Linked DNA regions of Homo sapiens: region 2 is linked to region 1. Evidence: chromatin contacts called from ENCODE Hi-C or POLR2A ChIA-PET data. All regions are on one chromosome and are shown on one strand. Each heading gives the region's core, a stretch centred on a gene start or an enhancer-like site at or near the end of the contact. The rest is flanking DNA. Distances are from core to core; before and after follow the strand shown.

Region 1 (3,711 bases), core at 183-2,682:
AAGAAAAAAAAATACAGCCAGAAGCGAACTGTGCCTGAGGTCATCTGAGAAGCTGCAGACAGAGGAAGTTCTAATGGAACTACTGGAAGATTCGAAATAGATGTTGGAGGCTAGAGGGGAGCGTTTCCAGGTGGAAAGAACCATGAGCACAAACTCATGAAGATATGAAAGGACTGTGGAGCATCAAAAGCAACTAGTGGGGAAAGTACAAAAAATTACAAATAAATAAGCTCACATTACATAAAGACTCAGTATTTAAAGTCCTGACTGCTAAGTCTAACTTGCACAATTCTTTTAGAAGAACCACTTAAAAATATATTTTTGAACAGATGAGGGAACTGAGACTCTGAGAAGTTACACAACTTGTCCAAGCTCCTAAAACTGGTACTGATAGAACTGGCTAATCTTCCAAGTGACCACAGAACTTGCAGTTGTTCCCAGCTAACACACCATGGTTTTCCAGGGTTCCTCCATTCATCTGTGCTGCCTCCTCTCATCCCAAATGCAAGGTACCATTAAATATTCAGCCTTGACCCTTACTGTTCTATTCTCCAAGATTCCCTTTTGCCTCCTCAAGTCCTGCCTGTCTTTCAGGACTCAGGGTAAGAGCCCCACCTTCTCCACAAAGCCCCCCCGACCAAGCTTCTCCTGCGCCAGACACTCTCTGCCTCTCCTTCTCTGTCCTCCCAACCTCACTGACTGAGACTCCAAAGGGGCACCAGGCTACCAGCTCCATGAAGGCCAGAAGATGCCCAAGGCTGGCAGCTCAGTATCTATTTGGTGGGTAAATCAAAGTGTCCATGGTACCCCACCAGCAGTTTGCCTCCTTCAGCTTCATGACACAAGACTTCACTGTATAAACAAGAAGAACAGTGTAGCCAATGGCCTGAGTTCTCATGTAAAAATCAAGAGCAGAATATACATATATAAAACCACCACCTTAAGCTCCTGTAAGTATAGTAATGCCCCCAGAGCTAACATAATGCTTGACAGGGTGGGCTCAGAATCCAAGGTAGGGCTAGGTTAATAAATCATCAAGCCATGGCCAGGCATGGTGGCTCACACCTGTAATCCCAGCACTTTGGGAGGCCGAGACAGGCGGATCACGAGGTCAAGAGATTGAGACCATTCTGGCCAACATGGCAAAATCCTGTCACTACTAGAAATTCAAAAATTAGCTGGGCGTGGTGGCAGGCGCCTGTAGTCCCAGCTACATGGGAGGCTGAGGCAGATGAATTGCTTGAACCCAGGAGGTGGAGGGTGCAGTGAGCCAAGATCGTGCCACTGCACTCCAGCCTGGCGACAGAGTGAGACTCCATCTCAAGAAAAAAAAAAATAAATAAATCATCAAGTTCTCAAATGGGGAGGAAGTGGTAAGAGGAGCCCCAGTCAAGCTCAGATGACAAATGAATTGTAGATGGCACTCTGCCACCTACTAGCGGCATGATCATGACTGTGGCATTTTACCCCTACCGGTCTCAGTTTTTTCATCTGTAAAATGAAAGTTGGTCTCAGGGATTCTTAACGAGGGGGATGTTCATCAGACTTATTGTTTCCAAATATACTGACGCCAGGACTCTGTCAACCCAGCTTACTAAAGCTGTGCTGTAGGATGAGGCCCAAGAATCCTGCCCGTCTTGTTTTTATAAAGAGACAGGGTTCTTGCTATATTGCCCAGGCTGGTCTTAAAAGCTGGTCTTGAGCTCCTGGTCTCAAAGGATCCTCCCATCTCAGCCTCCCAAGTAGCTGGGATTACAGGCGTTAGCTACCGCACCAAGCTGAACCTTTATTTTTAACAAGCTAAAAAGGCAATTCAGAAGCATGCCACTGAGTAGTGTGCACACACACACACTTGCCCTCCAAGATCCTATTGGAGTTCTCAAGTTCAACCAGTAGATGAAGCCATTTGGAGGTAACCACCATCTATATAAATGGGATGGGGCTGGAGTGCTACACAGTGAGTCCCATAACGACTGGCACTCACTCACCGTAGTCCACAACAGGTCCCCCATAAATATTAAAAACAGGAAGGGTTGTCAAACTTTCTTTCCAACCCCATTTTTACACTGCTATCCTCAAATATGTGCAAGCAACTGAGAAAATAAAGTATTCATCTCAAGAAAGTATTAGCAACCCAAAGTTCAAAAAGAAGCCCTCCTCACTTTAAAAGGGCAGGAGGGACTCATCATTAATTTGTTTACAATGTTTGAGGAAAACACTTAAAAAGCACTTCATATGATTTTAAAGAAGAGATGCCCTGGAAGAGAAAGAAGGTACTAAGATCCCGGGGGCTCAGGAGGCACCTGGGTGACTGGGAAATCAAGACCCCCAGGGGAAACATGGGAATAGAGTGGGTTGAGGTTTAACCAGGCATCCAGATAGGGGCTGTGCACAGTCAAGGAGGAGGGAGAGCTGCGGGCAGACAAGGAAGCTGGAAAGAGAGAAGCTGGCCTGCAGAGAGCAACTGCTGGCAGCCCTAGCCTTGGAGTCTGGAATTTTCTGAGCTGTGAAATCTTGGGCAAGTGACTTTGCCTCTCTGAAGCTCAAAAGTTTTGCCTCCACAAACAGCAATGATGACAATGTTCACCATAGACAGTTGTGTGAGGATTAAGGAAGATGTAGGCACAGTATTTAGCATAGTGCCTAGCACACAGCAAATACCCACTGGGCTCATTTAGTGCTTTTCATTTATTACTGTTGCTGTCATTACTGAAAAGAAGAAGAGGGTAAAAGAGTCAACCATAGACGATGAAAACAGGAAGGAGCCAACCATGAAGAAAGGAGGGAGAGTCAGAGGCAGGGCAGAAGGAGGCCTCTTTGCCAAAAGCCACAGAAGATAAATTGTTAAGGGTAGGTCCATAATGGAGAGAGGTCAAATGTAGAAAGTCACTGGATCTGGTGATCAGGCAGCCATGGATGACTTCTTTTTCACTGGATGACATTTGAAACAAAATCTCTCTACAGTGGGAGCACAAGTCTAATTGAGCTATAATTCTGTATCTATAATAATTTGCTCCCTGAGTGTGGAGTAACCTGCATGAGAGCCTAGGAATACTCATTCTGCACAAATACCAGGAAACAAGCATGCTTTAAATAATAGCTATAATTGAAAGGAAGGTCTGGCTGCTGTAAAAATGAGGTTCTTGGAGAAGCTGCTGGTCTTCCTTCCCCCAATTTATTTGAGTCCAGCTCTTGCCAAATTCAACAATGCCGCCCCGGGGCCTCACTACTCCTTTCTACACAAAGACAATATAGACCATTCGTAACTATTTTGGAGTTAACCATCTTGATTCTCCATTCTGCCTCTGTCTGCCTTTGGGACTATTTCACCTCTCATTTCCTCTTCTAGACAATAGGCGTAGGAGGAGACGGGAGAAGATAATCAAATGAGTACATTATGAAATATATTTATACCCTTAAAAGTTGTATAAAGATTGGGAAAAAAGCACAAAAGAGCAAAAATCTGATTTATAGAACTTTATGCAATTTATAATTTTCAAATGCATACAGCAATGTAAAATAGGAAATGTCTGCTTCAAAGAAAAGAGATAGGCAGCCCAGGAGGTTTGGTCTTTGCTTATATTATAAAGGAGTCACTATCTGAAAAGAAGAGCCTTTACAAAACTAAAAAGCACTTCTTTGGGCTCTGCAAATATTCATCTTTACACTTTATTCCATTTAAACTGTATTCCATAGTGGAATAAAGGCACT
Region 2 (4,049 bases), core at 673-3,172, 540 kb before region 1:
GGTTCTACCTCCACAAGACATCTTAAATCCACTTATTTCTCCCCATCTCCACAGCACCTCCGTCATCCAAGCTGCCATCCTCTCCTGCCTGGACACTGGCAATGCCTCTGATTTGGTCTCCATGCTTCCACATGGATTGCCAAGCAAGCTTTGATGGGATCGTCCTGTATTTTCGTGTATAAATTCCAGCACCAAAAAAAATATGGCTTCAAGTTCTTTTTTTGTTTGTTTGTTTGTTTTTTAGACAAAGTCTCGCTCTGTCGCCCAGGCTGGAGTGCAGTGGCGACAGTAGTGCTTGATGTTTGTGTTTATATTGAAAAAAGAGTTAGGATCTAGGTTCAAAAAATAAGTTTTTTACCTGCACAAATGTCTGCAAAAAAGAGTAATTTCATTTCCTTAAAACTCTGGTTTTTAGTCTGGCCACAGTCCCTATTTCTTTTTTTTTCTTTCTTTTTTTTTTTTTTTTTTTTTTTTTTTTGAGACAGAGTCTCACTCTGTTGCCCAGGCTGGAGAGCAGTGGTGCGATCTCAGCTCACTGCAACCTCTGCCTCCTGGGTTCAAGCAATTCTCCTGCCTCAGCTGGGAATATAGGCATGCGCCACCACGCCCAGCTAATTTTTATATTTTTAGTAGAGACGGAGTTTCACCATGTTGGCTAGGCTGGTCTCGAACTCCTGACCTTCAGTGATCCACCCGTCTCTGCCTCCCAAACTGTTGGCATTATAGGCATGAGCCACTGCACCCAGCCAATTTCTTAAGAGAAATGTTTTTGTAGCATTGCCTTTGCTACCCTGAATTGAACCTGATAGATAGTAAAATCTACTGATACACATAATATCTAAAAATAAATATAAAGTCCTGGCTGTCATATGAAGGAGAAATAAATGAAAATAACTTATAGTACAACAACATGTATTTCAGTATGAAAATCTTCAAGCATGACTCTGACCGTACAGGAAGATGGTGAAGTAGTCAGATGTTTGCCATCTACTTTAAATAAGTGCATCTGAATTTCAGAGTAGTGAGACAATATTCAAAAAATACTGCTGACCCTTTTACTTTAAATCTGCTATTTCAAAATAATGGTCAGTTAGGCATACCTAAAGTCTCCATGAATGAAATAGCTGTAAGTGACGACTGGTACAATTGCATGGCACTATCGGCTCAGATTCCAAGGGTGGTGCTGCTGTCAATGACATCATTTTCCAAAATGGCAAACAAGTCATGGTGAAGTCCGAGGGCCTTCCTTCTATTTCCACAGTAGCAGCATTCCTGGGAAGTTTGGTGTTTGTGTTTATATGAAAAAAAAAAGAGTTAGGATCTAGGTTCAGAGAATGAAAAATGTTTTTTACTTGCACAATGTCTGGTAGGACATTACAAATCTTGGGGGATACAAGTCCGTTTTTGCCCCATAAGCCAGTTTCTCACTGGCCCTCAAAGCAAATAGGACATCAGACTTCCCCATCTCCACCGCCACACCCCTACAATCCTGTGACAACCAAAAGTACCCTCACAAGTAAACATCCCCTAAGGATGGTACCACCCTCTTTGAGAAACACTTCCTTGAAGTCATAAGTTGTAGGAGAACTTCAGGTCTTTCAATAGTTCCTTGGGTTACCACAATCCCTACCACATACCCTATCACTCAGCTTGGAATCAAAGGGTTAGCAGCAGGCGAGTGGAGTGGACTGTGAAGACTTGCAGATACCTCCAGGAAAGAAAAAAACAACTGCCCCTTTGAGCTATAGGCTGAGCCTCAGGCACCCGGTGAAACTCCAGCTCCAAAGAGCACACAGTGCTAAGGAAATAGGTTGTAAAAGGAAGAAACTAGGCAAAGAGATGAGTGGGACGGAGAGGCCCTGCAGGACACAACAGGGTATGTAAGAACAGGAAGGTGAGCTGTAGCCACAGAAGAGGAAGGGGTATAGAGCAGGGTTCCACTCCCAAGACAAGGCCCCAGTTATAGAAGAATCACAGTCTCAGGATACTTCCAGAAATTCACAGACAAAGAGATGGGTGGAGGAGACAGTGAGCACTCGTTAAGAACTTAAGTTTTGGGACAAGGCATGGTGGCTCATGCCCTATAGTTCCAGCACTTTGAAAGGCCAAGGTGGGAGGATTGCTTGAGCCCAGGAGTTTGAGACTAGCCTGAGCAACATGGCAAGACCCTGTCTCTATAAAAAATAAAATAAAACATATTTTAAAATTTTATAAAGAACTTGGGCTATGGGATCAGATGGGATCAGAGAGGTTCAAATTCTAGCTCCACCACTGACGAGAAGTGTGACCTTGGTTGGGCCCATTGTACTTTTTTTGAGGCAAAGTCTTTCTCTGTCACCCAGGCTGGATTGCAGTGGTGCAATCTCAGCTCACTGTAGCCTCCACCTTCCAGGTTCACTAGATTCTCCTGCCTCAGCCTCCTGAGTAGCTGGGATTATAGGCGCCCACCACCACGCCTGACTAATTTTTTTTTCTATTTTTAGTAGAGACAGGGTTTCACCATGTTGGCCAGGCTGGTCTCAAACTCCTGACCTCAAGTGATCTGCCCACCTTGGCCTTCCAAAGTGCTGGGATTATGGGCATAAGCCACTGTGCCCAGCCAGGCCCGTTGTTTAACCTCTCTTTGACTCAGCTTCCTCATCTATAAAATGGGCACAAATAACAGCCCATATTGAGTACAGTTGTTGCGAAATTTTAGTGAGATCACAGGGAAAGTGCTTAGCATGGGTGACCTGTAAGCCGCTCAGGGGCAGGGTCCTCTCCAGCTTTGCTCACCTTTGTACCCGTAAGTACTTGACACCAAGTCACACAATCAACTTTAGTTGAATGAACTGATGAAGAAGGGACCTATGGCAAGTAGCCGTTCTCACTACTATGAACGAAAACAAGAGGGGGAGCCTGTTACTGGAGCTGAGGTAGGAAGAGGGGACTTGGTTTTTTTACTGGGACACAAGATCACAGGCAGTGCTAGTTGCAAGAAGAGGAAGTCAGATCACCAGAGTAACTGAACCAAGGCTTCTGAAATCTCTGAGCAAGGAAGCACTGGGATCAGCACGTGGGAGTGCAGCTGAGCCCCTGGGAGAAAGCCACGCAGCCCCAGCAATGGTTAGAAGAGACCAAAGGAGACAGAGTGCTCCCGGGCACCAGAAATCCCTGGGAGGAGGGCTCAGGAGCACTCCCATGGGAGCACTCCATTGACATGAAAACCTGCGGCCCCATGACAGGTAGGGCAGGCCTGCTTCCTCCCCTCTAAGAATTGGACAAATAAGAATTAAAGAGAAGCAGGATGGGTGCCATGGCTCACACCTGTAATCCCAGCACTTTGGGAGGCTGAGGTGGGTGGATTACTTGAGGTCAGGAGTTCGAGACCAGCCTGACCAACTTGATGAAACCCCGTCTCTACTAAAAATACAAAAATCAGCTGGGCGTCGTGGCACACGCCTGTAATTCCAGCTACACGGGCAGAGTTGCTTGAACCAAGGAGGAGGTTGCAGTGAGCTGAGATTGAGCCACTGCACTCCAGCTGGGCAATAGAGTGAGACTCTGTCTCAAAAAAAAAAAAAAAAAAGAATTAAAGAGGAGACACACAAAGTGAGAGGAAATTAGGCCAGCCTTGGCTCCTGGCCACCTCTGCAGCCCCACACCACATCACTCTCCCCTTTGCGTTCAGAGCTTCAGCCACACTGGCCATTTCCTTATTTCTCAAAAATGCTAAGCTTCCCCACCCACGTCCCCACCACACATTCTTTGCCTGGCTAATTTCTGCTCACCCTTCAGGTCTTGGCTCAAATATCATTTCCTCGGAGAAGTTGTCCATGAACCCCCAGACTAGGCGGGGTGGCCTTCACTCACTCTTATACTGCTCTGTTGGAGGTGCCTCCTTCTTGGCATCTCTCACTGTGGTTGTTGGGGTAATAATTTGTTCAGTGTCCATCTCTTCCCCTAGTCTGTACATTCTTGAGGGCAGGCACTATGTCAAATCCATGACCCCATATCCTCAGGGGTGTAGCTCTGTGCCTGGCACAGGGTTAGCCCTCAGTGAGTGTTAA

What was found. Hi-C counts contacts between places; a loop is a spot of excess contacts on that map. ChIA-PET counts read pairs that join two places held with the same protein, here RNA polymerase II (POLR2A). Pooled maps may share reads with other maps.
Region 2: a loop to region 1 is called in a map of naive thymus-derived CD4-positive, alpha-beta T cell, with 5 times the contacts of the local background. The contact joins two enhancer-like sites. A Hi-C loop is called at or near these places in 1 of 168 maps with a recorded cell type or tissue (naive thymus-derived CD4-positive, alpha-beta T cell), 1 of 37 single-sample maps with no recorded cell type and 9 of 50 pooled maps. POLR2A ChIA-PET finds 5 or more read pairs at or near these places in 1 of 52 experiments (T-cell).

The regions. Positions count from the first base shown.
Region 1 is chr3:4,516,857-4,520,567 of GRCh38, reverse strand. All of the region lies in intron 3 of ITPR1 (inositol 1,4,5-trisphosphate receptor type 1), which reads right to left. Among named protein-coding and RNA genes, the nearest start is that of ITPR1, 25 kb to the right of the region's middle. Within about 2 kb of position 1,432, at least 7 of the 41 ENCODE cell types and tissues checked have a DNase peak (open chromatin) inside an H3K27ac peak, as active enhancers do.
Region 2 is chr3:5,053,349-5,057,397 of GRCh38, reverse strand. No RefSeq gene overlaps it. Among named protein-coding and RNA genes, the nearest start is that of ARL8B, 67 kb to the left of the region's middle. RefSeq lists an enhancer at 1,952-2,011. Within about 2 kb of position 1,922, at least 6 of the 41 ENCODE cell types and tissues checked have a DNase peak (open chromatin) inside an H3K27ac peak, as active enhancers do.